Regions from separate parts of the Homo sapiens genome. Here region 1 is linked to region 2. A link is a loop called in an ENCODE intact Hi-C map of the cell type or tissue named here. Cell type or tissue: Caco-2. All regions are shown on one strand. Each heading gives the region's core, and the rest is flanking DNA. Links, peaks and the distances in the headings are about the cores only. Region 1 has its middle 35 kb from the start of NORAD. Region 2 overlaps CNBD2 (cyclic nucleotide binding domain containing 2).

Region 1 (15,048 bases), core at 6,213-8,712, 91 kb before region 2:
GCGCGCACGCATACACATACACACACACACACACGCACGCACGCACGCACACGGGCTTCAAGCAGGACACGCCCTCCTCTCCAGCTCAGGTCAGAACGCGGGCTCTGCTGTCAGCCCAGTTCCCCCGACCCCCGGGGTGTGGCCGCCCACCTGCCAGCAGGGAGTCTCTGCCCGACGGGGAAGGGACACCCCCGCCGCCGCCACCCACCGCCCAGGCCAGGTGCCCAGCTCCCAGCGGCGGCGGCGCCTGGACCGCCGCCCCCACCGCTTCCTCCCGGCAGTGCGAAGACAAAGCCGCGCACACGCACACGGGGGCTACGCGGGAGCACACCCGCACTCACACGCGCACACACGGGAGTTACACTGGCGCGCACACAGCGACGCGCGCGCACACACACACCCACACCCGCCACAGGCTGCAGCCACAAGCGAAGCCACTGGCACACGCCCTCACCCAGAGGTGTACACACTGCTACACATTCGGACACACCCTCTCACAGATACATTCACCGACAGACACACGCAGACACACGCACCCTCACCCAGATACGCACGCACCACTCGCGAAGACACGCAAGGCACACACCCTCACACACGCACACACAGATGCACACCCGGCGCACACACGCACGCGCGCGCACACCGAGCAGCCGCTCGCACGGATCCACGGGCACACGCGCGCTCACACCTAACACACACCCAGAGACTGGAGCCCCGACACACAAACCCGCGACAGTCCCCACACACACGAACCGAAGCCCGCGGCTCCTGGAGCCGGCCCGCCGGCCTGTCAGTGCCCAAAGATCGGGAATCGAGCCCGCCGCCCTCGGCGGCCACCCCACACGCACACGCGGGACCCGACGCGGCGGGGTCCCCGGGACGCGGAGGGGGACGGCGGGTGCGGCTAACCTGGCGGCGGCGGCGCGGCTTCCGGGAGCTGTCTGGCTCGCGGTCCTGGTGTCCGGCGGCTGCCCCGGCGGGCTCCGAGGCGCGCTAGAGCTGCGCAGAAATGCCCCGCTCTCTCGCGCGCTCGCTCCTGCTCTCCCTCCCACGGCGCTCAGCCCCCTCCTCGCCCGCCCCCCACACCCCCTCTCGCCGCTCCGCCCCGCCCCGGCCGGCTCCCCCGGAGGAGGCGGCGGCGATCCCGGCCCCCCAAGCAGCAGCGGGCGGGCGAACGAGCAAGCAGCGGCGGCGAGCAGCCAACACCAGGGGAGCGCCGGAGCCGCCGGAGCCGCCGGAGCTGGGGCCGCGCGCCGGTCCCGGGGAGGGGAGCAGAGGAAGGGGCTGAGCCCCGCGAACCCTCCCGGCGCTGGGGACCCGCCGCCGGCTTCCCCACGTGGGCCCGGCGTCAACCTGAGCTGCGGCGGGCTCAGAGGCCGGGCGAAGAAGAGGAGCAGACCCCACCCGGGGCCCCCACGTCCTCCCGGGTTCCCGCCAGCGCCGACCTCGATTTTCCCTAGCTTAGACTTCTCGGCTCTGTGCCCGGTGCCCCGGGGTAACCCCGCGGCCCCGCGCCCAGCTCGCCGACCTCGTCTACCTCCAGCCAGGACCTGGCCCACGCCCACCCTTTTCCACGCCGCGCTCCCATTGTTCCCGCGGCCAGGGCTCGCGGAGGATAGCCCAGTGCGTTCCAGCCCCTCGCAGGTGGCAACCTCTGGACTCTCTGGGGACTCTCCAAGGGCTGAGTCCCTGGCTCTGGGATCCCGACGCCCACCCTCCACAAGCCCAAACACCCCCAAAGTAATGGGCTTTTCTAAATTAGGGTTATAACCACCACGGCCCGTATAGGCGCTCCTTTAGGTCCTTCTTGGAGTACACACTGAGGCTAGGAGAGAGGAGGAACTAACCCGTGTTCAGCGAGCCCAAGATAGCATCTGAAAGAAGATGGGGCAGGGATGAAGTGTCTGCCTTCTATAGATAAAGAAAGGAATTCCTGCCCTAGGGCTCCTGGGGCAGGGCCAGGCCCTCCAGAAGTGCCCGGAATAATGAGCCTGAGCCTCCTTTGTTAGATGCTAAAGGAAGAAACAGGGAAGATGCAAATGTCATTCACTTGCCAGGGTTTTACTGGAAGTCAAGACATGCAAAGGCCTGCTAAGTAGCTTTCACCTACTTGTCTCACTTAAGTGGCAGCTGGGATTATCCCCATTTTGCAGATCAGGAGCCTATCCTAGGTCTCCCCTCCAGGCAGCACAGAGCCAAGATGAAGCCCAACAATTCTGGTTCTTCACTGTGGTCCATGCCTCAGGTATAGGATACTAAGAGCAGGTGCAAAGTGAGCAGCTGAGAACATAAGAAAGCAGGAAGGAGAGGCAGGGCTTGGGCCTCCAAGGACTTACACAAACTAAGGGAGGGCAAAACTAAGGAACTGAGGCCCCAAAGCAGGACTGAACATGGCTTGTCCAGGAAGGAAGATTATGATTAACAATAAGAACTGATAATAACTCACCGGTTAGGAACACTTACTATATTTATTGTTCTAAGATCTTTATTTGCATTAATTCGTTTAATTCTCACAATAACATTAGAGGTTATTCTTATTCCCACATTATGCATGCTGAAACAGAAACACAAAGACATCACATAGCTTCTAAAGTGGCAGAGCTAGGATCCAAACTTGGGAAGCTGACTCCCAAGCTTCCGTTTTTTTTTTTTTTCTTTTTGAGAGAGACTTTCACTCTGTCACCCAGGCTGTAGTGCAGTGGTACGATCTTGGCTCACTGCAACCTCCACCTCCTGGGTTCAAGTGATTCTCCTGCCTCAGCCTCCTGAGTAGCTGGGATTACAGGTGTATGCCACCACATCCAGCTAATTTTTGTATTTTTAGTACAGACAGGGTTTCACCATGTTGGCCAGGCTGGTCTCAAACTCTTGGACTCAAGTGATCCGCCTGCCTCGGCCTCCCAAAGCACTGGGATTACAGGTGTGTGCCACCGTGCCCAGCCCCAAGCTTCCACTTTTAACAACCACAAAACAGACAGAAGAGGCAGCCTTGAATGGGAAGCAAAGACATTTGAACTACTAGAGCACCCAACTCAGCAGGACTCTTTTTTTTTTTTAATTGATGTCTTCTGACTTCCTTGTAGGTACCTGGTACCCAGCACAGCACCTAGGATATAGGCCTAATTTGTTAAATGACTGCACAACTGCCGCATGGGACTGGAGAGCAGGGTGTCACATAGAGGGCTCGATTGCAAGCCTCTCTGTTCTGCTGGGTATTTTTATCAGTTGGTTTTAGATGAAGCAGAGGAAGGTATGAAACGTTGATCAAATCTACTGTTGTCATGAGGTTGGGAGGGAAAATGAAGACTCCGGAAACCAGAATCAGTTTCTTAAAGCTCTCAGCAGTTTTGGAGGCTGAGCTGGAACTCTCAAGATGACGTGCCTCAGATTGTAAGTATAAACTCCTGCTCTTAGGTCCAAACCAGAGCAGTCCCACAGAACTTTCCATGATGATGGAAATGTCCTGAATCTTTGCTGTCTGATACAGTGGCTACTAGCCCTCTGTGGCTATTGAGCACTTGAAGCGTGGCTAGTCCAACTGAGGAAATGCAAAATAATAATTGTATTTAATTTTAAGTACTTTAAATTTGAATGGCCACAATGGCTGCCATATTGGACAGTGCCCTTCCAAATGAGCAAGTGCCCCAAATACAGTGTAGAAAGAATCTCAATCAACAGTAATTACAGTGAAAGTGACTTAAAGGTTTTAGTTGACCTCAAGCTCAACAATGCAACGTGCTGCCAAAAAGAAAGAAAGGAAGGGAGAAAAGGAGTAAAGAAGAGAGAGAGGGAGGGAGGGAGGGAGGAGGGAACAAAGAGAAGGAGGAAGGAGAAAGCGAAGAAAGGAAGGAGGAGAAAGTGAATATGAATATTCTATCAACGGAAACCAGAGTTGAGGCCAGGCGCAGTGTCTCATGCCTGTAATCCAAGCACTTTGGGAGGCCGAGGCAGGCGGGCAGATCACCTGAGGTCAGGAGTTTGAGATCAGCATGGCCAACATGGTGAAACCCTGTCTCTACTAAAAATACAAAATTGACCGGGCACAGTGGCTCACACCTGTAATCCCAGCACTTTGGGAGGCCGAGGCAGGCGGATCACGAGGTCAGGACTTCGAGACCAATCTGGCCAATATGGTGAATCCCTGTCTCTACTAAAGATACAAAAAAAAAAAAAAAAAAAATAGCCAGTTGTGGTGGCACGTGCCTTTAATCCCAGCTACTCAGGAGGCTGAGGCAGGAGAACTGGTTGAACCCAGGAGGTGGAGGTTGCAGTGAGCCGAGATCGTGCCATTGCATTCCAGCCTGGGCAACAGGGTGAGACTCTGTCTCAAAAAAAAAAAATACAAAATTAGCCAGGCGTGGTGGCGCACTCCTGTAATCCCAGCTACTCGGGCGGCTGAGGCAGGAGAATCCCTTGAATCCAGGAGGCGGAGGTTGCAGTGAGCCAAAATCACACCACGGCACTCCAGCATGGACAACAAGAGTGAGACCCCGTCTCAAAAAAAAAAAAAAAAAAGTTGGGCCAGCTCTGCCCTAGATGGATCACAGCTGGACCACCAAGCTCATTTGTGAGCCCCATATTCTTAGGGGGACTGGAGCATGTCTACAGGAGACCGGAACGTAGAGGACCTGGACGCCATGCTGTATGATGAATGATTTAAATAGCTTGGAGAAGGGAAAGCACAGAGTAGACATGGTGACTATCTCCACACCTCTGAAGGACTATCATACAGAAAGAGGATTTGCTTTGTTTCCTTTCGTTTAGGTCTAATCAACAAAACAAAAAATTCTGCATTAGCAAACTCCTAGGCCACCCTCTCTGAGGGAAGGATCCATATCAAATTTATATGCTGTTCTCCTCAGCACCTAGTCCATCCAGGACCTGGTTCCTATGAAACAATGACTACAGATTTGCTGCCAGAATGGATACGAAAGAATTCCATTGGCCAGGTGCTGTGGCTCACGCCTGTAATCCCAACACTTTGGAAGGTCGAGCAGGTGGATCACCTGAGGTCAGGAGTTCGAGACCAGCCTCGCCAACATGGTGAAACCCCGTCTCTACTAAAATACAAAATTAGCTGGGCGTGGTGGCACATGCCTGTAATCCCAACTATTTGGGAGGCTGAATGTCTTGAATCTGGGAGGTGGAGGTTGCAGTGAGCCAAGATCACACCACTGCGCTCCAGCCTAGGCAGCAAGAGTGAAACTCTGTCTAAAAAAAAAAAAAAACAAAAAGGGGCCAAGTGTGATGGCTCACACCTGTAATCCCAGCACTTTGGGAGGCCGAGGCAGGCAGATCACCTGAGGCCAGGAGTTTGAGACCAACCTGGCCAGCATGGTGAAACCCTGTCTCTACTAACAACACAAAAAAATTAGCCAGGCTTGGTGGCTCATGCCTGTAAGTCCCAGCTACTCGGGAGGCTGAGACATGAGAATTGCTGAACCTGGGAGGCGGAGGTTGCAGTGAGCTGAGATTGTACCACTGCACTCTAGCCTGGGCAACACAGTGAGACTCGGTCTCAAAAAAAAAAAAAAAAAAAAGAGAATTCCATCACATCACCTCCAGTGGGGGGATATCCAGGAAGACAATTTCAGCTCACTATAAAGAACTCCCTAACAGTTGGAGCTACCCAAGAATGGAATGGACCACCTTGGGAGTGATGAACTCCTTGTCAATATATGTATTCAAGGAAAGATTAAGTCTTCATTGGGAAATTGAACTAGGATCCTGGTGACCTCTCAAGTTGAAAAAATGGGCAAGTTCTATTAGGAAGGGAAAGACAAGATCAAAGCTGTGCTTCCAGACAATTATGTGACTGTATGTGTAGAAGAAATGGGTGGGGAGGGATCAGAGGCAGGCAGGACCAGTAGGAAACCACTGCAGTGGTCCAGGAGATAAAAGAATAGACTGGGGCTGGGCACGGTGATTCATGCCTGTAATCCCAGCACTTTGGGAGGCCGAGGAGGGTGGATCACAAGGTCAGGAGTTCAAGACCAGCCTGGCAAACATGGTGAAACCCTGTCTCTACTAAAAATACAAAAAAATTAGCCAGGCATGGTGGTGGGTGCCTGTAATCCCAGCCACTTGGGAGGCTGAGGCAGAGAATTGCTTGAACCCGGGAGGCGGAGGTTGCAGTGAGCCGAGATCACACCACTGCACTCCAGCCTGGGCGACAGAGCGAAACTCGTCTCAAAACAAAACAAAACAAAACAAAAAACAAAAAAAAAGAATAGACTGGGAGGCCATGGGAATGGAAAGCCAATGCAAGTGTGACTTGAAAGAGGCACTGGCACTAGGCTGGTAGTCAGGAGCTGCAGGTTCTAGTCCTGCCCCTGCCATTAACTTATTGTGTAGTCTCAGGTAAATCCCAGCCCTTGAGTAGATCCCTTCCTTTATTCAAATTTCAGAGATCCCATCTGTAAAATGCAGAATGATCTGCAATATCCTTCCTAACTCTGGATTCTGTGAATGGGAGAGAGATAATGAAGGATAACTGGGATGATGTATTAGAAAGCCTTCATACACTTCAAAGTAATAATATCATTAGTACAAGTACCATTGTTATTATTATTTCAAAGGCAGCCTCACCAGAACGTGGTGACTGGACTGGTAGGAGGGGACAGGACAGAGTCAAGTGGCCTGCATCTGTGGGTGGACAAGACACCAGGATCTCTGATCTTTTGGGAAGGTCAGCTAACCACTGTATCCCTCCCCCAAGATCTGTGAAGACAAACAGTATTCTGTGCCCTGTCACCTCATTAACTGCTTCCTCATTCCTTTGAGCCACACCTTATACTTGGCTAAAAGAAGCAACCAATTCTAAGAAAAGTTAGCCTCTGTACTCCCTCCTTTCAATGTTCAAAAATGGGTCCTCGTCTGGGACTTTCCCTATATAATAATAAGTTTCATCATCTCATATAGGAATAGCCAACATTATTGAGTACTTAGTATATGTTAGGAAATTTATTTACATAATTTTCTCACCCTGGGAGGTAGCTGTAATGGCTTATGAAGATCTATAACTTTCTCAGTCACATAGCTTATGAGAAGGATTCCAGTACAAGTCTGTGCGATTTCAAGGCTGCATTCTTAAAGATTTTTTTTTTTTTTTTTTTTTGAAATGGAGTCTTGCTCCATCACCCTGGCTGGAGTGCAGTAGCACTATCTTTGCCCACTGCAACCTCCATCTCCCGGGTTCAAGCGATTCTCATGTCTCAGCCTCCCAAGTAGCTGGGATTACAGGTGCCTGCCACCATGCCTGGCTAATTTTTGTATTTTTAGTAGAGATGGGGTTTCACCATGTTGGCCAGGCTGGTCTCGAACTCTTAACCTCAGGTGATCTGCCTGCCTCAGCCTCCCAAAGTGCTGAGATTACAGCCGTGAGCCACCCTGCCCGGCACCCTAAAGATTTTTACTATGTCTTTTTGTAGCAACTTAGGGAGGAGGGCAAGATCAGTGTTGTTGCCACTTTATAGCTGGGGAAACTGAAGCTCAGAGAAGGTAAATTCTGTCATTTGGACAAATTAGTAAAGTCTTCTATGGTGCAGTTTGGTGCTGTTTCTACTTCTCAGAGCTTCCTCCTCTGCACCTTCCAGGACCTCCCCAGTCCTCCTAGGAGTGATGAGTAGAGACTTGCCCAGACTACTTAAGGGAAGGACTTACACTTGTCCTTCTCCTGGGGAAGGGAAAGGTTCCTGAAAGGTGAAAGTTAATTTCCACCTCCCCTCCCCACCCACCAACTCACACACCCTAAACCAGGACCTTGTGGTGACCCGCGCTGAAGGCTTACAGAGTGAGTCATGCGGGGCTGACCTGTCAGAGTCACCCAAGCACAAGATACTAAGCTTAGTTTAGAGGGGTGGAAAAGTAGGCAAAGTGCTCTCATCCTCAGGAGCACAGTCCACTTGCAGCTTGTGCCCCTCACTCCTTTCATCCCAAAATACTGCAAACATTTGGGAACACTGTACAAGGGCCTTAGAGCAGAGGGAACACATGACAAATAAGAGTGAGTCCAAGGAGTTGAGATTGGAGTGGAGCCTTAAAGAGTGAATTCAGCACACAAATTAGGTAGAAGGGCCCTCCAGGCTGCAGGAATGCCCTAAAGCTTAAATATATTTGGATTCCATCTAACAGGCAGTAGGGAGCCATGGAGTTCACTATGGCTTTGGAGACTGTCTGAGTTTGAATCTGCCTCTGTCCCTTCCCAGTGGTTTGATCTTGGGAAAGTTACTCAACCCCTGTGGTTGACGTATTATTTTTCTCCATTATTTGCCCTTCCCTTGGCCAGTAAGAGAATTATCCATCCTAGCCAGTTGCCATGTGACTTGTGTACCTTCCAGAGGAAGGAGTGCACTTCCCCAGCCCATTGTCAAGCTTAACCACATGACTTCCTTTGGCCAATGAAATGTGAGCTAGAGAGATACATGCCAGTTCGAAGCAGAAACTTGGAGTGCCATTGCATGTTTGAGTCTGAAATCTTACTTTTTTATCTCTGCCACTGGAAATGTTGTGTCTTGGATAGGGCCTGCACCTTCAGCCTGGACCCTGGAATGAAAAGACACAGAGCAAAGCTGCAGTGAATCTACAGCTGTGATGTGTAATGTGATGAAGAAAGCAATTGGCTTTTTGTAAGTCACTGAGAGTTTGGGGTTGTTTGTTATCACGTCATACTTAGCAAATGCTGACTGGCACACCTCTCAACAGTAGGTGATTTTAGTAGCATCTACCTCACGGCACTGCTGTGAGGATTAAATAAGATTATCTCATGAAAAATGTCTAACCATTTCATCAGAGATTTATATTATAAAATGACCACTCTGCCCACACATAAATGGACACTGGATAAACAACAGAAATAGAATTTGCAAAAGAGTAGCAAAAGATGATGCTATATAGTGGGCTGAATAGTGTACCCCGCAAAATTCATGTCCCCTCAGAACCTCAGAATATTAACTTATTTGGAAATGGGGTCTTTCCAGATGTAATTAGCTCAAGATTTTAAGAATAACTCATCCTGGATTTAGGGTGGGCCCTAAATCCAATGACTGGTGTCGTTATAAGAAGAGGAGAAGACACAGGGAAACAGAATATAAAACGATGTGAAGATGGAGAGAAAGATTAGTGATGTGTCCACAAGCCAAGGATTGCTGGCAACCGCCAGAGGCTAAGAGAGAGGCATGGGAGGTTTTCTCCCTCAGAATCTTCAGAAGGAACCAGTGCTGCTGACACCTTAATTTCAGACTTCTGGCCTTCTGAACTGTGAGAAAATAAATTTCTGTTGTTTTAAGCCACCCAGCTTGTGGTAATTTGTTATGACAGCTCTGGGAAACTAATACAGATGGATTGTTTTAAAATAACACTGAACAACTTGTTAATCATTTGGAAAAAAAATAAAATGGCTTCCTACCTTGTAGCATACATTAAAATAACCCCCGGTTAGATTAAAGACCTGAATTTGAAAAGCAAAACTTTATGATCTTTAGAAACTAAAGAAAATCATCTTCAGGACCTCAGGGTAGGGAAATAGTTCCTTAACAAGACGCAGTCACAAATTGTATTACTCTGAGTTCTCCAGAAAAACAGAAGTGTTACTGGAAAGGGGTCTGGATCCAGACCCTAAGAGAGGGTTCTTGGATGTTGCACAAGAAAGAATTCAGGGCAAGTCCATAGGGTAAAGTGAAAGCAAGTTGTGTTTTTGTTTGTTTGTTTTTGGAGTTGGGGGGATGGGGGGAATGGAGACTCTGTCGCCCAGGCTGGAGTGCAGTGGCGCGATCTCAGCTCACTGCAACCTCTGCCTCCCAGGCTCAAGCAATTCTCCTGCCTCAGCCTCCCAAGTAGCTGGGATTACAGGCACCCACCACCATGCCTGGCTAATTTTTGAATTTTTAGTAGAGACGGGGTTTCACCATGTTGGCCAGGCTGGTCTTGAACTCCTGACCTCAGGTCACCCGCCTCGGCCTCCCAAAGTGTTGGGATTACAGGCATAAACCACCATGCCCAGTGAAAGCAAGTTTATTAAGAAAGTAGAGGAATAAAATAATAGCTACTCCTTAGACAGAGCAACCCCCAGGGCTGCTTGTTGCCCATTTTTATGGTTATTTCTTGATTATATGCTAAACAATGGGTGGTTTACTCATGCCTCCCCTTTTAGACCATATAGGGTAACTTCCTGACATTGCCATGACATTTGTAAACTGTCATGGTGCTGGTGGGAGTGTAGCAGTGAGGACGACCAGAGGTCACTCTTGTCGCTATCTTGGTTTTCCTGGGTTTTAGCCGGCTTCTTTACTGCAACCTGTTTTATCAGCAAGGTCTTTATGACCTGTATCTTGTGCCCTCCTATCTCATCCTGTAACTTAGAATGCCTAACCAGCTAGGAATGCAGCCCAGCAGGTCTTAGCCTTATTTTACCTAGCACCTACTCAAGATGGAGTTGCTCTGGTTCAAACGCCTCTGACAGAACCAATAGAATAGAGAGAGAGTATTATAAAAAATTAGGTCATGTGGTTATAGAAGCTAAGCCCTAAGATTTGTAGTCAGCAAGCTGGAGACACAGGAGAGCCAATGGTTTAGTTCTAGTCTGAGTCCAAAGGCCTGAGAACCAAGAGAGCCAATGGTCCAGATAAAAGTCCAAAGACAGGCCGGGTGCAGTGGTTCATGCCTATAATCCTAGCACTTTGAGAGGCCAAGGCAGGCAGATCACTTGAGGTCAGGAGTTCGAGACCAGCCTGGCCAACATAGTGAAATCCCATCTCTACTAAAAATACAAAAAAATTAGCTGGGTGTGGTGGCAGGAGTCTATAATCCCAGCAACTCGGGAGGCTGAGGCAAGAGAATTGCTTTAACCCAGGAGGCGGAGGTTGCAGTGAGCCGGTATCCCACCACTGCACTCCAACGTGTGTGACAGCGAGAACCTGTCTCAAAAAAAAGTCCAAAGGCAGGAGACGACAAAAGTACCAGCATGAGCACAGTGAGACAGGGAGAAAGAATTCTCTTACTCCACCTTTTTGTTCTGTTCAGGCCTTCAATGGATTGAATGAGGCCCACCCACTTGGGAAGGGCAATCTGCTTTACTCAGTCTACAGATTCAAAAGTTAATCTCATCTACAAACACCCTCACAGACACACCCAGAATAATGTTTAACCAAATATCTGGGCATGCCATGACCCAGTCAAATTGACACATAAAATTAATCATCATACAAATCAAAAATGAAAAAACTTGATATGGTCAGCCAGATTAAATGTAGAAATTCTGTGCATCAAAAGATGTCATAAAGGGAAAAAGACAAACTACTAAATGGGAGAAAATCTCTGCAATGTTTTGGCTGGCAAAGGATGAGAATTCGAAAATATGTAAAGAATTACTAACAAATTTATATTAGGTAAATGGACAAAGGATGTGAACATTAAGCCACTGAAGAAATACAAATGGCCAATAAACATATGAAAACGCTCCACCTGACTAGTAATGGACTTGTGGCAATAGCTAACGAAGTAGAAGATGTGCAGGCCTTTGACTCGGCAATCCTACTCCTGAATATAAAACCCAGGGAAATGAACATGCACAAAAGGAAACCTGTTGGAGATGTTCTCTGAAGCATTGTTTGAAATATTGAAAAATTAGAAACAGTCTAAATGTCCACCAATAGGTAAATATACAAAATAAATTATAGTGTAGTCATATAATGAAATACTACACAGCAGTGAGTGGTAGGAATATGGATAATTCACCGGGCACAGTGGCTCACACCTGTAATCCCAGGACTTTGGGAGGCCAAGGCAGGCAGATCACTTGAGGTCGGGAGTTGGAGACCAGCCTGAACAACATGGTGAAACTCTGTCTCTACAAAAAAATACAAAAATTAGCTGGGTGTGGTGGTGGGCACCTGTAATCGCAGCTGCTCGGGAGGCTGAGGCAGGAGAATCACTTGATCCCTGGAGGCAGAGGTTGCAGTGAGCCGAGATCACACCCTGCACTCTAGCCTGGGCGACAGAGCCAGACTCTGTCTCAAAAAAAAAAAAAAAAGAATATGGATAATTCTCAAAAACATAATGTTGGTAGGAAAAAAGAATATTGCAGAGGATGCAACTTATGTGATGTATATTAAGCTTAAAAACATACAAAGCAATGCTATATATTGTTTAGGGATACTCATACATTTGTTAAAAGTTATAAAGACATGTATTACTGCTATGCTCTGAATGTTTGTGTGTCCCCAAGAGTCATACATTGAAACGTAATCCCAAATGTGACAGTGTTAGAAGATGAGGCCTTTAGGAGATGATTGGGTACCCTCATGAATGGGATTACTGCCCTTATAAAAGAGACCTAAGAGAGCTAGCTGGTCCCTTCCACCATGTGAGGTCACCGTAAAAACGTGAAGTCTGTGAGAAAGTAGGCCCTCACCCCATTGATCTTGGCCTTCCCAACCTCCAGAACTGTGAAAAATAAGTTTCTGTTGCGTATAAGATACTCAGTCTAAAGTATTTCGTGATAGCAGCCCAAATAAATGAAGACAATTGCCATGATAAACACCAACTTCACGGTAGTGGCCACTTCTGGGTAGAGAGGGAGGGGAATGGGATGGAAGAACAGTACATAGGAAATTGCAATGGTATTTGTAACAGTTTTTTTCTGGAATTAGGTAGTATGTACATGGGTGCCTACTATCATATACTGTACTTTTTCTTGAGATATAATTAACATATAAAATTAATCATTTTAAAGTGTGCAATTTAGTTGGTTTTTAGTATATCCACAAAGTTGTGAAACCATCACCACTCTCTAATTCCAGAACATTTCATCACCCCCAAAAAGAAATCCCATGCCTATTGAAACTGCCTTTGCAAAATTATGACTGAGACAGTGAAAGAGATCTAACTTAATCGACTCTACATGCTTCTAACCTCCAAGCTGTCCTTGTTCATTCCTAGGCATAGACTGAACTAACTTTGGGAGAAACTTAGTTTATAGTTTTTATAGGTTTTTTTTGTTTTTGTTTTGATACGGAGTCTCACTCTGTCACCCAGGCTGGGGTTCAATGGCATGACCTCGGCTCACTGCAACCTCCACCTCCTGGGTTCAAGCGATTCTTCTGCCTCAGCCTCCTGAATAGCTGGGATTACAGGTGCCCACCACCACACCCGGTTAATTTTTGTATTTTTGGTAGAGGCAGCATTTCACCATGTTGGCCAGGCTGGTCTCAAACTCCTGACCTCAAGTGATCCACCTGCCTCAGCCTCCCAAAGTGCTGGGATTACAGGCATGAGCCACCGTGCCTGGACGTAGTTTATAGTTTAAAACAAAGACGATAACAGCCCTTTCCAAAAGCAGACCTCTTTCTTGCCTGGAGACTAGATTGCCTTCGTAGGACTAATATTAGCCATAAGATTAGAAATTAAGGTTTAGGAGTCATGCAGCTGGAGGCTACAAGATTCTGACCCTCTCTAAACTGCTCCTAAGATCAATGCTTGAGATATTTTGCAGACCTGCACTTGATGGATCAGCTGGCACCACCCAGATTGATAAACTGGCTCATCTGATCTCGTGACCCCCATCCAGGAAGTGACTCAGCTCAAGAAGACAGCTTCGACTCCCTGTGATTTCATCCCTGACCATTCAGCACTCCTGGCTCACTGGCTTCCCCCAACCCACCAAGTCGTCCTTAAAAATTCTGCTCCCCGAATGCTTGGGGAGACTGATTTGAGTAATTATAAAACTCTGGTATCCCGCACAGCCGGCTCTGCATGAATTACTCTTTCTCTATTGCAATTTCTCTGTCTTGATAAATCGGCTCTGTCTTGGCAGTGGGCAAGGTGAGCACACTGGGCAGTCACACTATTAACCGTTATTCCCCATTCCCAACTTCCTACTATCCCTTGGCAACCACTAATCTACTTTCTGTCTTGATTTATTCATATAAATGGATCATACAATATATGTTATTTTGTGATTGGTTTCCCTCATTTAGCGTAAGATTTTCAAGGTTCATCCATGTTGTAGTGTGAATCAGTGTTATTCCTTTTTATGGCTGAATAATAGTCCACTGTATGGATATACCACATTTTGTTTAGCTATTCGTCAGTGGATGGACATCTGGGTTGTTTCTACCTGCTGGCTATAAGAAATAATAACACGATAAACATTGTGTACAAGTTTTTGTGTGAACGTACATTTTCTTTCTTTTTTTTTTGAGACGAAGTCTCATTCAGTCACCCAGGCTGGAGTGCAGTGGTGCAATCTCGGCTCACATCTCAGCTCACTGCAAGCTCTGCCTCCCGAGTTCAAGTGATTCTTCTGCCTCAGCCTCCCGAGTAGCTGGGAGGCATGCACCAACACTCCTGGCTAATTTTTTTGTATTTTTAGTAGAGATGGGGTTTCACCATGTTGGCCAGGCTGGTCTCAAACTCCTGACCTCAGGTGATCCACCCACCTCGGTCTCTCAAAATGCTGGGAATACAGGCGTGAGCCACCACAGCCAGTGCCCCCCACCTCCCTTTTTTTTTTTTTTTTTTTTTTTTTTTTGAGACGGAGTTTTGCTCTTGTTGCCCAGGCTGGAGTGCAATGGCGAGATCTCAGCTCACCGCAACCTCTGCCTCCCAGGTTTAAGTGATTCTCCTGCCTCAGCCTCCCGAGTAGCTGGGATTACATGCATGTGCCACCATGCCCAGCTAATTTTATATTTTTAGTAGAGATGGGGTTTCTCCATGTTGGTCAGGCTGGTCTCAAACTCCTGACCTCAGGTGATCCGACCACTTCGGCCTCTCAAAGTGCTAGGATTACAGGCATGAGCTACCATGCCCAGCCTCCATTTTTGTTTTGTTTTGTTTTTTGTGTTTTTGTTTGTTTGTTTTGAGACAGTGTCTCACTCTGTCGCCCAGGCTAAAGTGCAGTGGCGTGATCTCTGCTCACTGCAACCTCCATCTCCCTGGTTCAAATGATTCTCCTGCCTCAGCCTCCCGAGTAGCTGGGCTTACAGGTGCCTGACACCACGCCCAGCTAATTTTTGTATTTTTAGTACAGACGGGGTTTCATCTTGTTGGCCA
Region 2 (15,048 bases), core at 5,920-8,419:
CTCAGTGCTCAATGGTGCCCAGGCTGGAGTGCAGTGGCGTGATCTCAGCTCACTACAACCTCCACCACCCAGCCGCCTGCCTTGGCCTCCCAAAGTGCCGAGAGTGCAGCCTCTGCCCGGCCGCCACCCCGTCTGGGAAGTGAGGAGCGTCTCTGCCTGGCCGCCCATCGTCTGGGACGTGAGGAGCCCCTCTGCCTGGCTGCCCAGTCTGGGAAGTGAGGAGCGTCTCTGCCCGGCCGCCATCCCATCTAGGAAGTGAGGAGCGCCTCTTCCCGGCCGCCATCCCATCTACGAAGTGAGGAGCGTCTCTGCCCGGCCGCCCATCGTCTGAGATGTGGGGAGCGCCTCTGCCCCGCCACCCCGTCTGGGATGTGAGGAGCGCCTCTACCCGGCCGCGACCCCGTCTGGGAGGTGAGGAGCGTCTCTGCCCGGCCGCCCCGTCTGAGAAGTGAGGAGACCCTCCGCCTGGCAACCGCCCCATCTGAGAAGTGAGGAGCCCCTCCGCCTGGCAGCCGCCCCGTCTGAGAAGTGAGGAGCCCCTCCGCCCGGCAGCCACCCCGTCTGGGAAGTGAGGAGCGTCTCCGCCCAGCCGGCCGCCCCGTCCGGGAGGGAGGTGGGGGGGTCAGCCCCCCGCCCGGCCAGCCGCCCCGTCTGGGAGGTGAGGGGCGCCTCTGCCCGGCCGCCCCTACTGGGAAGTGAGGAGCCCCTCTGCCCGGCCAGCCGCCCTGTCCGGGAGGGAGGTGGGGGGGTCAGCCCCCCACCCTGCCAGCCGCCCCGCCCAGGAGGTGAGGGGCGCCTCTGCCCGGCCGCCCCTACTGGGAAGTGAGGAGCCCCTCTGCCCGGCCACCACCCCGTCTGGGAGGTGTACCCAACAGCTCATTGAGAACGGGCCATGATGACAATGGCGGTTTTGTGGAATAGAAAGGGGGGAAAGGTGGGGAAAACATTGAGAAATCGGATGGTTGCCGTGTCTGTGTAGAAAGAGGTAGACATGGGAGTCTTTTCATTTTGTTCTGTACTAAGAAAAATTCTTATCCTGTTGATCTGTGACCTTACCCCCAACCCTGTGCTCTCTGAAACATGTGCTGTGTCCACTCAGGGTTAAATGGATTAAGGGCGGTGCAAGATGTGCTTTGTTAAACAGATGCTTGAAGGCAGCATGCTCGTTAAGAGTCATCACCACTCCCTAATCTCAAATACCCAGGGACACAAACACTGCGGAAGGCCGCAGGGTCCTCTGCCTAGGAAAACCAGAGACCTTTGTTCACTTATCTGCTGACCTTCCCTCCACTATTGTCCTATGACCCTGCCAAATCCCCCTCTGCGAGAAACACCCAAGAATGATCAAAAAAAAAAAAAAAAAAAATTTCATACACAAATGAAAAAAAAAAAAATTAGCCAGGCGTGGTGGTGGACGCCTATAATCCCAGCTACTCGTGAGGCTGAGGCACAAGAATACTTGAAACTGGGAGGCGGAAGTTGCAGCTAGCCGAGGTTGTGCCATTGCACTCCAGCCTGGGTGACAAGAGCAAGACTCCATCTCAGAAACCAACAACAACAACAACAAATACAAAAATTAGCCAAGTATGGTAGCATATGCCTGTAGTCCCGGCTATTCAGGAGGCTGAGGCAGGGTAATCGCTTGAACCAGGGAGGTAGAGGTTGCAGTGAGCCGAGATTACACTATTGCACTCCAGCCTGCGTAACAGAGTGAGACTCTGTCTCAAAAATATAAATAAATAAATAAATAAAATGTTAACGGACTTCTTGTTGAAAACAATAAATAAAAATATGAACGGATTTGCTGAAAACAATGCAAGTCAAAAAAGACTTTAATGCAACATCTTTAAAGTAGTGAAAGAAAAAACCTGTCAACTTAGAATTTTATATCCAGCAAAAATTTCTTTCAAAAATGAAGATAAAATAGTTTTCAGACATAGAAAAGCTGAAATAATTCATCACTAACAGAGCTGAAATACAAGAAATGTTAAAGGAAGTACTTCAGGCAGAAGGAAGTGGTTATTAGGTAGAAATCTGGATCTATACAAAGGAACAAAGAACATCAGAAATAGTAACTATGTAGGTTAACATAAGAGTCTTTTCTTATTATTTTTTAAATATACAAAAAAGATACTTGTTTAAGCTGGGTATGGTGGCTGATGCCTGTAATCCCAGCACTTTGGGAGGCTGAGGCAGGTGGATTTCCTGAGGTCAGGAGTTCAAGACCAGCCTGGCCAACATAGTGAAACCCTGTCTCTACTAAAAATACACAAAATTAGCTGGGCATGGTGGCAGGCACCTATAATCCCAGCTACTAGGGAGGCTGAGGCAGAAGAATCACTTGAACCCAGGAGGTGGAGGTTGCAGTGAGCCGAGATCGTGCCATTGCACTCCAGCCTGGGCAACAGGAGCAAAACTCCGTCTCAAAAAAAAAAAAAAAGAAGATACTTGTTTAAAGCAAAAGTAATAACCATGTATGGTAAGGTTTTTAATATACATTAAAGTATAATATATCACAATAGCATAATATCTAGGAGGAGAAAATGGAAATATATCATTGTAAGATTCTGATTCTATACATGAAGTGGTATAATATCACTTAAAGGTAGACTGTGATAAGTTAAAAGTATATACAATGATCATAAAGCAACTGTGAAAATAATACCACAAACAGCTAATAAGCCAACAAAGAAAATAAGATTGAATTATACAAAATACATAATCCAAAAGGCAGGGAAAAACAGAAGAAAAAGGGAATAGATGTGACAAATAGAAAGAAAAATAGCAAGATGGTAGAGTCAAATCCAACCATAATCAATATTAACATTAAATGTCAATGATTAGGCATCTCAATAAAAATTGGGTCTTTCAGCAAGATCCAATTATATGCTGCCTTTAAGAAATTCACTTTTACATATAAAGACACAAATAGGTTAAACACAAAAGGATGGAAAAAGATATACCAAACTAATACTAATCAAGAGGAAGCTACACTAAATCAAAAGAAGTGGCTGAATTTACATCAGAAAAAGTAGGTTTTAGAGCAAAGAATATTACCAGGGACAAATAAGTTCATTTCATAATAATTAAGAGTTCAATCCCAAACATCTATGCATATAATAAAAGAGCTTCAAAATATATGAGGCAAAACAGACAGAAATACAAGGAGAAAAATATATCTATAATTATGGCTGGAGATTTTAACAACTCTATTAAGAATTTTTTTTTTTTTTTTTTTTTTTTTTGAGAGACACAGTCTTGCTCTGTCGCTCGGACTGGAGTGCAGTGGCGTGATCTTGGCTTACTGCAACCTCTGCCTCCCGGGTTCAAGCAATTCTCCTGCCTCAGCTTCCCAAGTAGCTGGGACTACAGGCATGCGCCACCATGCCCAGCTAATTTTTGTATTATTTTGGTAGAGACAGGGTTTCACTATATGTTGGCCAGGCTGGTCTCGAACTCCTGACCTCAGGTGATCTGCCCGCCTTGGCCTCCCAAAGTGCTGGGATTACACGCGTGAACCACCACGCCAGCCTCTATTAACAATTGATAGAGCAAGTAGACAGAAAGTTATAAGGGTACAGATGACTTGACCAATACTATCAACCAACTTCACCTACTTAACATTCATAGAACACTGCACCCCAAAACAGCAAGTTTTTTTCAAATGCAAATGAAACATTTACCAAGACAGACTATATTCTGGACCATAAAACAAGTTTTAATACATTTCAGAGGATTCAAATCATATAAAGTATGTTATCTTAGAATTCAATAACAGAGGCCAGGCGTGGTGGCTCACGCCTATAATCCCAGCACTTTGGGAGGCCGAGGCAGGCAGATCACCAGAGGTCAGGAGTTCAAGCCCAGCCTGGCCAACATGCTGAAACCCCATCTCTACTAAAATACAAAAATTAGCTGGGTTTGGTGGTGCATGCCTGTAATCCCAGCTACTCGGGAGGCTGAGGCAGGAGAATTGCTCGAACCTGGGGGGTGGAGGATGAAGTGAGCTGAGATTGTACCACTGCACTCCAGCCTGGGTGACAGAGCGAGACTCCCTCTCAAAAAAAAAAAAAAAAAAAGAAAAAGAAAAAAGAAATCAGTAACAGAAAGATAGGTGGATAATCCCCCAAATGCTTGGAAACTAAACACTCTTCTAAATATTCCATGGGTCAAAGAAGAAATCAAAAGAGAAATTTAAAGGTATTTTGAACTGAATAACATTGAAAATACAACATATCAAAATTTGTGGGATGCAACTTTTTCTCTGGTGGATTGACAGTGGAAAAGTGACAAACAAGAATTGACATGAGAAGAAACATTTACTGAGTACTTATAAGGCCTCATGCATACATCATCTCACTCTGCCTTCCTAGCAGCCTGTTGTGGTAATGATAACAAACATCTGCCATCTGCCTATGCAGCCAGGTAGTGTTCTAAGAGTTTTTATATATTAATTTGCTTAATGTCATTACAATCCTACGAGGTACGGACCATTATTTACATTTTACAGACTCTGAGGGCACTGGTGCACTTAGACATAGGGCCCACTTGCCCAGTATCACATCACTAATAAGAGAAGGACCCTGTATTCAAACAGAAGCAGTGGACTCCAAGCCTATGCTGCTAACCATGACACTACCCAAGGTAGATATGAAGAAACCAGGCCCAGAGACTTTGAGTACTCACCAAAGCTACCCAGCTAATAAATGGGACTCAAACCCAGCTCTGTTCAGCTCCAACCTCTCCTTTTTCCGCCCTTCTCCTCGCCACCCTGTGTTGGCCTCAGTTCTAATCTCAGGAGGACTGCTATATCTATAAGGCAATCCTTGGGGAGGAGGCCCCAGGATACACAGATTACAATCTCAAGGGAAGTGGGGGGAAGCATGCCAGTACTGAGCAGGAGGTAAGAGATAAGACATCTGAGCCACTGCAAATATCTGTTGAGGGCTGGGGTCCTTGACCCAAGTGGGTGACACAAAAAGATCTGCAGAGGATGGAAGGGGAAAAAAATAAATAAAAATGCCATTACAGAGCTGTGAATGGAAACAATACTACCCTAGAATCAGCAAGCCTGGTTATCACCCTGGCCAGTTCTAGAGGCTGCTACTTGACAACGTCTATGTCCAACAACAGGAAATGGAGAATGAAGAAGGCTGGAGATATTTATGAAGAGAAGAAAGTCTGGGCTTTGGAACCAGTTGTGCCTGGGTTAGAATCCCAACTCTACAGTCCTACATTGCTACTTATTTGCCCTATGAGCCAGTTTCCTCATGTGTCAGATGGTACAATCGTACCTTCTTAAAGAGTTATTAGGCCAGGTGCGGTGGCTCATGCCTGTAATCCCAACACTCTGGGAGGCCGAGGCAGTCGGATCACTTAAGGTCAGGAGTTCGAGACCAGCCTGGCCAACACAGTGAAATCCCATCTGTACTAAAAAAACAAAAATTGGCCGGGCATGGTGGCATGTGCCCGTAATCCCAGCTGCTCGGGATGCTGAGGCAGGAGAATTGCCTGAACCTGGGAGGCAGAGGTTGCAGTGAGCTGAGACTGCACCACTGCACTCCAGCCTGGGCAACAGAGTGAGACTCTGTCTCCAAAAAAAAAAAAAAAACAAAAAGAGAGCTATTATGAGAATTATGCAATATGTATAAACAGTCAAGCCCAATATAATAAACATACAATTAGAATTCAATAAATGATCACTGTTATTCATACTTGTTACTGAGTTGGGATAAGGCTGTGGAGAGTGCGCATACATTCACAGCCTAGGATGTGTCCAAACCACACACAGCAGCCAAAATATGTTTATCCATTAACTCTGTAATTCACTTCTGAGCACCTGCTAGATGCCAGGCATAATACGAAGCCCTGGGAATGCAAAGCCTTCATAGAGCTTATATTCTAGCAAGGGAAACAGATGTTTAATAAGCATTTCAGACTCAGTTGTATGATTTCAGTGGGGTTATATAACACAGAAGAGTACTTGAATGGTACTTGAAGGGTACTAGAATGGCATATAGCAGAGGATGGAAGATCTGGTCCAGCATGAGAAACCAGGAAGACTTCTTCAAGGAAGAATGTGTAGTCTAAGATCTCAAAGACAGAAGTGCTCCCTCTCCATGTGATGCCCTTTGCTGCCCCGGGACTCTGAAGAGTCCCCACCAGCAAGAAGTCCTTCACCAGATGCAGCCCCTCGACCTCAGATTCCCTAGCCTCCAGAACTATAAGAAATAAATTTCTTTTCTTTATAAGTTACCCAGTCTCAGATATTCAGTTATAGAAATAGAAAACTGACTAAGATACCATATGACCCAGAAATTCCACTCCTAGGCATATAGGTAATACCCAAGAGAACTGAAAAATATGTTCACACAAAAACTTGCATACAAATGTTCATAGCAACATTATTCAAAACAGCCAAAAAGTGAAAACAATCCAAATGTTCACCAACTGATAAGTGGACAAAAAAAATGTGGTATATGCATACATTAGAATATTATTCAGCCATAAAACAGAATGAAGAAATGATATCTGCTACAACATAAATAGACCTTGAAAACATGGTGCTCAGTGAAGGAAGTCAGATGCAAAAAGCCAAATAATGTATGATGCTATTTATATGAAAAGTCCATCACAGGCAAATCCAGAGACAGAATGAACAAATAAATAAATAAATTTTAAAAAGCAGAAGAGAGCTGGGTGAAAAAAAGGGTGGGGGATATGTGAGGCAAGGAGTTGATGGTCACGTGGGAGAACCTAAACAGCAAAAGGGAAAAGGCTCAATAAAAAAAAAAGGCTGGAAAGGAGGGCAGGGCCTTGCAGACTGGGTTTCCACCGCTGGTAGAAGGGTGCAGATGATATACGCTGTCAGGCTGGCTGACTAGATTTCTAAGGCTCTATGTGCTGGGAACTGGAAACAGGACAGGCCCAGGCGCCCCCTGCTGTCAGACAGGCCAAGGCAGCTTACCACTCAGGTGGGTCTTCAGAGGTCTGCCATCTATCAGCTCCAGGTGCTGCCAGATCCATCTACGGTAGGAAGGGGAGGCCCCAAGGTCCAACAGCCGCAGGACTTCACAGCTGCCCTGAACACAGCAAGGGACATAGGAAAAGGGTTAACCCCTAAGGCTCCAGGTAGGCCAGGCTTTGAAGAAAATCTCTCTTAATTGCATCTTATCCCATTTTGTTTTATTTGCTTAATGCAAGTGGTTTCAGGTTCTTTTTTCTTTTTTTTGAGATGGAGTCTCACTTTGTCACCCACGCTGGAGAGCAATGGGGCAATCTCGGCTCACTGCAACCTCTGCCTCCTGAGTTCAAGCGATTCTCCTGCCTCAGCCTCCTGAGTAGCTGGGATTATAGACATGTGCCACCATGCCCGGCTAATTTTTGTATTTTTAGTAGAGACGGGGTTTCACCATGTTGGCCAGGCTGGTCTCGAACTCCTGACCTCAAGCAATCTGCCTGCCTCGACCTCCCAAAGTGCTGGGATTACAGGTGTGAGCCACCACGCCCAGCCTGGTGCTTTTTTTTTTTCTTTTTTTTTTTTTAAATGAAAATGTTATTTACTCACCATACGAAGTTCAAGTAACTGAAGAAGCATAAGAACTAAATATAAGCCAGGCACGGTGGCTCACGGACTGTAATCCCAGCACTTTGGGAGGCTGATGTGGGAAGATCACTTGAGCCCAGGAGTTCAAGACCAGCCTGGCCAACATGGCAACACAAAATTATTTTGTCTCTACTAAAAATACAAAAATTAAGCCGGCCTTGTGGCTCACGCCTGTAATCCTAGCACTTTGGGAGGCTGAGGCAGGCAGATCACCTGAGGTCGGGAGTTCGAGACCAGCCTGACCAATATGGATAAACCCCGTCCCTACTAAAAATACAAAATTAGCCGGGTGTGGTGGCACATGCCTGTAATCCCAGCTATTCGGGAGGCTGAGGCAGGAGAATCGCTTGAACCCAGGAGGCAGAGGTTGCAGTGAGCCAAGATCGCATCATTGCACTGCAGCCTGGGCAACAAGAGCAAAACTCTGGCTCAAACAAAACAAAACAAACAAACAAAAAAAAACAAAATTAGCCGGGCATGGTGGCGCATGCCTGTAATCCCAGCTACTCAGGAGGCTGAGGCAGGAGAATCGAATCACTTGAACCCAGGAGGCGGAGGTTGCCATGAGCCAAGATCATGCCATTGCACTCCAGCCTGGGCAAGAAGAGTGAAATTCTGTCTCCAAAAAAAAAAAAAAAAAAAAAAAGATTAGCTGAATTAGCTGGGCATGGTGGTGCATGCCTGTAGTTCCAGCTACAGGAGTTCTTTGTACTGTTCTTATAATTTTTTTATAAATTTAAAATTATTCCAAAATTGAAAGTTTAAAAATATTCAAACCAGACATAAAAACATAGAGATAAAAACTACATTAATCCTGACACTCAGAAATAACTAGTAGTAACATATTAGTGAATATTATTTCAAACTTTTCTCTATGAACATATAAGATGTATATCTACAATTTTTCATCAACGAATTCATTTACATAAAACAGACTCTTGTAACTTTTTAAGAAACTCAATAATATATCAAATACCTCTTTTCATGCCAAACAATATGGTTCTATAGTATCATGTTTAATGGTCACATATTATTCTATGCACACCATAATTTATAAAATTAAAAATAACAAATATTCAGTTGAGCAAAAGAAGTCAGAAACAAGGAATACACACTGTATGATTCCATTTATATGAAGTTCAAAAACATGCAAAAGTAACCTGTGGTGACATAAGTCTTAAGAGTATTAAGCTTTGTGGGGGGATTTTGTCTAGGAAGGAGCACAGGAGAGCCTTCTGGAGTAGTGGAAATGTTTTTTATCTTGATTTGGGTAATGATCACTCAGGTGTATACATATATAAAAATTTATGAAGCTGTAAAGTTTAGATTTGAAATCTTTACTGCATACTTTTTTTTTTCTTTTTTTTGAGCTATAGGGGAACTGCAGGTGCCAGAGAAACAACATGAGCCCGGTTTCCTCAAGTATTTAGTAGGTCTTTAATTGCATCTATGGAGAGAACAGTTCCACTATGTGTCCCCCAGTGATAAACTGTTAGAAATGAGTTGAAAGTGTGCATTAAGTTTTCGATGCCATCAGGAAATCTTCTCTAGCTTTCTGAGGTCCCAGGGGTGTCCAGCCACCCGCAGCTGATTTTGCCCTCTAGTGGTAATATGAGTAAACTACAGGAGTCGGGACAGCTTGATCTCCCTCCCAGAGATGAACACTCAAAAAACGCTGGCCAGGCAGGAAAAAAAAAGAGAGAAAAGAGCAGTCCTTTAGAGGGGGCTGGTGCTTTTCATTTCCAACCAGGGTCGGGGGGTGGGGGAGGGGGTGCTGTACCAAAATATGGCTTGTTGTTGCCTGATCCTCTGAATTCTCAAAAGCCAGAAATCAGAATTTTTATATAAAATCTTCACATTGATGATTAAATCAGATTTTAATAAAACACTGTAAGGAACAAACCAGATTCATCTTCTGGCCAAGAGCTCCCTACCTTGCTGTCCTTTAGTGACTTCCGCATTATTTTTCTCAGAATGAAGGCTCAGCACCCCTGCATTAGAATCCCCTACAGCACTTGCTCAAATGCAGATTCCAGAGTTAATGAATCAATCTCTGGGGTGAGACAGCAAATCTGCCTTTTTAAAAAGCACCCTATGTGTTTGTATGCTTACCAAAGTTTGAGAATTCCTCCCTCAGGAAGCACCCTACATGTCTGGATGCTTACCAAAATTTGAAAATTCCTCCCTTAGGTCAGGGGTTCTCCTACATCAGTGTGCATTGGAATCGCCTGGAAGCCTTGTTAAAACACAGATCACTGAGCCCTTCCTCCTAGAGTTTTGGATTGAGTAGCTCTTGGGTGGGCCTGAGAATTTGCATTTTGAAATGAGTTCCCCGCCAGGCGCGGTGGTTCATGCCTGTAATCCCAGCACTTTGGGAGGCCGAGGAGGGTGGAACACCTGAGGTCAGGAGTTTGAGACCAGCCTGGCCAACATGGTGAAATCCCATCTCTACTAAAAATACAAAAATTAGCCAGGCCTGGTGGCGGGCACCTGTAATCCCAGCTACTCAGGAGGCTGAGGCAGGAGAATCACTTGAACCCAGGAGGTGGAGGTTGCAGTGAGCCAAGATCGTGCCATTGCACTCCAGCCTGGGCGACAGGAATGAAACTCCATCTCAAAAAAAAAAAATAAAAGAAGAAGAAATGAGTTCCCAAGTGCTGCTGGTGCTGCTGGTCCAGCCACCGCACTTTGAGAAGCACTGGATTGCGGGAGGAATGCTCACTGAGTAAGCATGTACTAAACTGATTCTCATCCTTACCAGACTTTATGGGGTGATTGGTACCATTTCACAGGTGAAGCAATGGAGGCAAAACAGATGAAGAACCACCCCCCGCTTTCTGCCAGTCAGAATGTAATCATTATGCTGATTAAAGAAAATATTGTAAAGGATTTCTATCCCTCACCACACATCCCCCCATCTTTTCTGGCTATATAGTATCAAAGAGCTTAGAGTTAAATTTGGAGAGATATGGCAGAGGTGATCACCTCAAAATTTTAGCACAGAGGAAGCAAATATCAAGGAGGAGAAGGAACTGCCAATTGATATCTGGCAATAAATCTTTTGCTACTTATATTAACTAGACTTGATTCTGTTCTCTGGGACTGAGCCGAGAATAACAACACACACACCACGCCCCTGGTGGTGCTGGTAAGTTTAACAACCAGCTCTCCTAAAAAACATATGCCTGCATATAAACCTGTTATACAGAATGTGTTACACACAATTTATAAATAATAAAATATACCATACAGGAAATTCCATACAGCCAATCAGCTCTCACAGAATTCTTTTGTGGGTTTTGGCTGAATCTTGTATCCATGGCCAGTTTATAGTTGCAACTCAAACATGATTGGACAAATGAAGTTGCATCCCAATCCATTCTCTTCCCAATAAATTCAATGTTATTAAATCTGACTTGTGATATACTGTTCTATTTCTCACCCTCACATAAATTATATTAAACTGAAATGTTTTTTAGCTTTAGCACTATGTACATCAGAACTTCATTTGTTCAATGGTATAACTTCTATGATGAATGAGATAATAGCTTTTTTTTTAAATTAATTTTTTTTGAGACTCTGTCACCCAGGCTGGAGAGCAGTGGCATGATCTCAGCTCACTGCAACCTTCACCTCCCAGGTTTAAGTGATTCTCCTGCCTCAGCCTCCTGAGTAGCTGGGACTATAGGTGCACACCACCACGCCTGGCTAGTTTTTGTATTTTTAGTAGAGATGGGGTTTTACCATGTTGGCCAGGCTGGTCTCAAACCCCTGGCCTCAAGTGATCCACCCGCCTCGGCCTCCCAAAGTGTTGAGATTACAGGCGTGAGCCACTGTACCCAGCCAGATAATAGCTTTTATTTGTTTTTATTTATTTTATTTTTTTGAGATGGAGTCTCATTCTGTTGCCCAGGCTGGAGTGCAGTGGTGAGATATTGGCTCACTGCAACCTCCACCTCCTAGGTTCAAGCAATTCTCCTGCCTCAGCCTCCAAGTAGCTGGGATTAGGCATGCGCCACCATGTCCAGCTAATTTTTATATTTTTAGTAGACATGAGGTTTCACCATGTTGGCCAGGCTAGTCTCGAACTCCTGACCTCAAGTGATCCATCCATCTCAGCCTTCCAAAGTGCTAGGATTACAGGTGTGAGCCACGGCGCCCGGAGCAATAATAGCTTTTAAATATTGTTAGACGATTTCATTCTCTTTGCAGTGTAGCAGCTATAGACCCAAGCCACTTTTAAATTTAATCTGCATTATAAGCATTTTCTTTTATCACTTTCCTAAGACAATCAGCAAAGCCCTAAACCAAGACCTGACTTAGGGTGTTTGCTGATTCCATTGTATAAATTATCCAACCATGGCTAATTGTAAGCTACCAACATGAGGTCACTGAATGTGGAGTGGGGAAGAGATGCTCACAATTGCATAGTATTTCTACCATAGAGACACAATAGACGTAACCTGAAGAGAAAAACTAGTAAAAATGCAGTAACATCAGTAGGAAATGATGAGTTTTCAGTATGTATTACCCTTGTTTTCTTTCTTTCCTTCTCTCTCTTGCTTGCTCCTTCCTTCCTTTCTTCTTTCCTTCCTTTCTTCCCCCTCCCCTCCCCTCCCCTCTTCTCTCTCTCTCTCTCTCTCTCTCCCTCTCTCATCTGTCTTTCTTTCTTAGAGATAGGGTCTTGCTATGTTGCCCAGGCTGCTTTCAAACTCCTGGGCTCAAATGATCTTCCTGCATGAGTCTCCTGAGTCGTTAAGACTATGGGCATCAGCCACCATGCCCAGCTCCTAATTTTCCATATAACTTATTTAATTGTAGGTTTATAGCATCTAATTTGTAATAATTACTATGTTTACCAAAATTCCTGAAAATTTAACAATCAGCTCTCATAGGCAGGTACAAGCCAGTGCCAGCACACAACCAATCTTGCTTCCTCCTTTTGCCTAATGGTTCAATATGTCAGGGCTCATCTCCCACCTCACCTCCTCCAGGAAGCCCTTCTTAAAGCCTCCAGCCTTTAGAGAGTTCCCTCTCCTGAAATCTTGTAACTTGCAGAGTTTGCACCAATCACTTGGTACTTGGCATTGACACTTTTCTTTGTCTATGTGTGGAATCTGGTGGAGGAGATCTATAAAGAGAGAAAACCAGTCTTTTTCATCTTTGTATCCCTCCAGAGCCTGGACCAATGTGTCATGACCTTGGCAAAAACTCAACAAATGCCTGTGGTGGCTTAATCTGTAAGAACCAGACAGAAAGGTCAGCCCAAATCCTAAATCCAAGTTCTTGAAAATATCTTTGCAGTCAGAGAGACTTGGGTTGAACCCTGCCTCTGCACTTCATCAGCTGTGTGACCTTGGATAACCACTTCACCTTACTGTGCCTCAGTTTCCTCCTCTGTAAAATGGGAATAATGACAATACTAACCTCCTCCGGGCTATAGAGACTAAAATGAGATGAAGCATGTGAAACATAGAACCTGGCATACAGTAAGCACTTGAGAAATGGGAGATTTTCTTTTCATTATCAACCAACAGAGAAGGTGGCAAAGGACGTGAAGCAATTTGCAAAAGATAAAATGTAGGTCATAAACAAACATGATAAATCTCACTAGTAATCAGAAAAAATATCAAATCCTCAGTATGGCAGCAATTGCGACCTATTAAACTAGAAAACTTTTGAAAAAATGACATGCAAGGCTGGCAGAGCTGTGATGGCACCAACAAAAATGTACATCCTGGACACTAGATAAGGTGGGGCTCTCCTTTTGGAATGCAATTTGTTGCAGGAGCCATAAAAATTACGATACTGAGAGTTGAGTCCAATCTCTGTCTCTGGCTGCAAGACTCCATTGCAGTGGTCCCTATACCTATGGCTATGGCCCCTTTGAATAAAGTCTGCCTTACAAAACAAAATCATGATACCAAGAAATTCCATTTTGAAACTCTACTCTGAGATGATGGGTTTATGGATGATTTCTTCCCTTTTTCCAGAAAGTTTCCTAATGTGGTCATATCACTTTTACAATTTAAAGATAATTTAAGGTTGGGTGTGGTGGCTAACATCTGTAATCCCAGCACTTTGGGAGGCTGAGGCAGGCAGATCACTTGAGGCCATGAGTTTGAAACCAGCCTGGCCAGTATGACGAAACCCCATCTCTACTAAAAATACAAAAAAAAATTAGCCAGGCATGGTGGCACATACCTATAGTCCTAGCTACTCTGGAGGCTGAGGCAGGAGAATCACTTGAACCCAGGAGGCAGAGGTTGCAGTGAGCCAAGATCTCGTCACTGCACTCCAGTTTGGGGCACAGAGTGAGCAAGACTCTGTCTCAAAAATAAATAGGCTGGGCCTGGTGGCTCATGCCTGTAATCCCAGCACTTTGGGAGGCCGAGGCAGGCAGATCACCTGAGGTCAGGAGATCGACACCAGCCTGTCCAACATGGTGAAACCCCGTCTCTACTAAAAGTACAAAAATTAGCCGGGCATGGTGGCAGGCACCTGTAATCTCAGCTACTCAGGAGGGTGAGGCAGAAGAATTGCTGAAACCCAGGAGGCAGAGGTTGCAGTGAGCCAAGATTGTGCCATTGCACTCCAGCCTGGGCTGACAACAGCGAGACTCTTGTCTCAAAATAAATAAATAAATAAATAAATAAATTTAAAAGTGATCTGGCATCACTAAGATTCAACAGCCAAATGCATAATTTAAATATGCATCTATATGTAAATAAGCATGCTTAGGAGCTCAAGGCGGGAGAATCCCTTGGTCCTCTTTCTAACACAATAGCCATATATCTAATGTCTCTAGCCATGCTCTGTGAGAGGCAGGCCTCTTACAGCTGGGACATGGAAACTCTGAGAAGGAAGTGAATTGCACAGGTTGCAGAAAAGGGCTCAAACTCTGACCATCAGGTCACAGGACATGATCTTAGGCATGCTCCTCAGAGGTTCACCCTCATCCCAACCCCCAGACTTTTCACCTTGCTGATAAACATGATGAAGGGTGACTCTCCAAAATCTTTTGAGATCAGCTGCCCATACGAGAACCTCTCTATCTTCGCCATGGCTACCAGCTGCCAGAGCTTCTCATCAGACCATGATGCAAACAGCTCCATCTTCCTGTGGGAAGAGCCTGTTAGAATTCATCAACTCCATCACACAAGGTGCCCAGACCTTAGCAATCTGCAGAGGGCACATACTCTTCTCCTGTGGAGGATGCCTGGGTGGAAGATTTCGCTGCTACCTGCCCAATTACCTGGCCTTGCCTGTAGCCATTCTCCTACCTGCTATCACCTTGGCTCCCTCCTCCTTTTCCCAAGGCCCTCCCCTCCAGCCAAGCTCCCCTCTTTACTGCTGCTCAGATGCCCCTGGGTGATCCAGCCTCTGTGCTTTTCTCACCTCTGCTCCTCCTTCCAAGAATCTTCTCCTCCTCCAGCCCTGCC

Evidence for each region. Hi-C counts contacts between places; a loop is a spot of excess contacts. Peaks named below come from ENCODE experiments on the same cell type or tissue, not always from the same donor. Only the 100,000 strongest peaks of a DNase experiment are listed, where the experiment ranks them.
Region 1: it touches region 2 in a loop (5-fold over the local background); 5 of 110 quality-filtered maps call a loop at or near these places.

The regions. Positions count from the first base shown.
Region 1 is chr20:36,078,675-36,093,722 of GRCh38, reverse strand. It overlaps a transcript of EPB41L1 not described here. Among named protein-coding and RNA genes, the nearest start is that of NORAD, 35 kb to the right of the region's middle. RefSeq lists silencers at 1-141, 862-1,011 and enhancers at 1-440, 1,395-2,347. In Caco-2, for the core only: no CTCF peak of the experiment used is centred there; DNase peaks (open chromatin) are centred at 6,692, 7,772 and 8,352.
Region 2 is chr20:35,987,072-36,002,119 of GRCh38, reverse strand. It overlaps CNBD2 (cyclic nucleotide binding domain containing 2), which reads right to left. Exons shown (of 12, transcript NM_001365709.1): 7 at 14,587-14,725; 8 at 6,968-7,082. Among named protein-coding and RNA genes, the nearest start is that of CNBD2, 26 kb to the right of the region's middle. In Caco-2, for the core only: a CTCF peak has its summit at 6,944 (motif pointing left); a DNase peak (open chromatin) is centred at 6,939.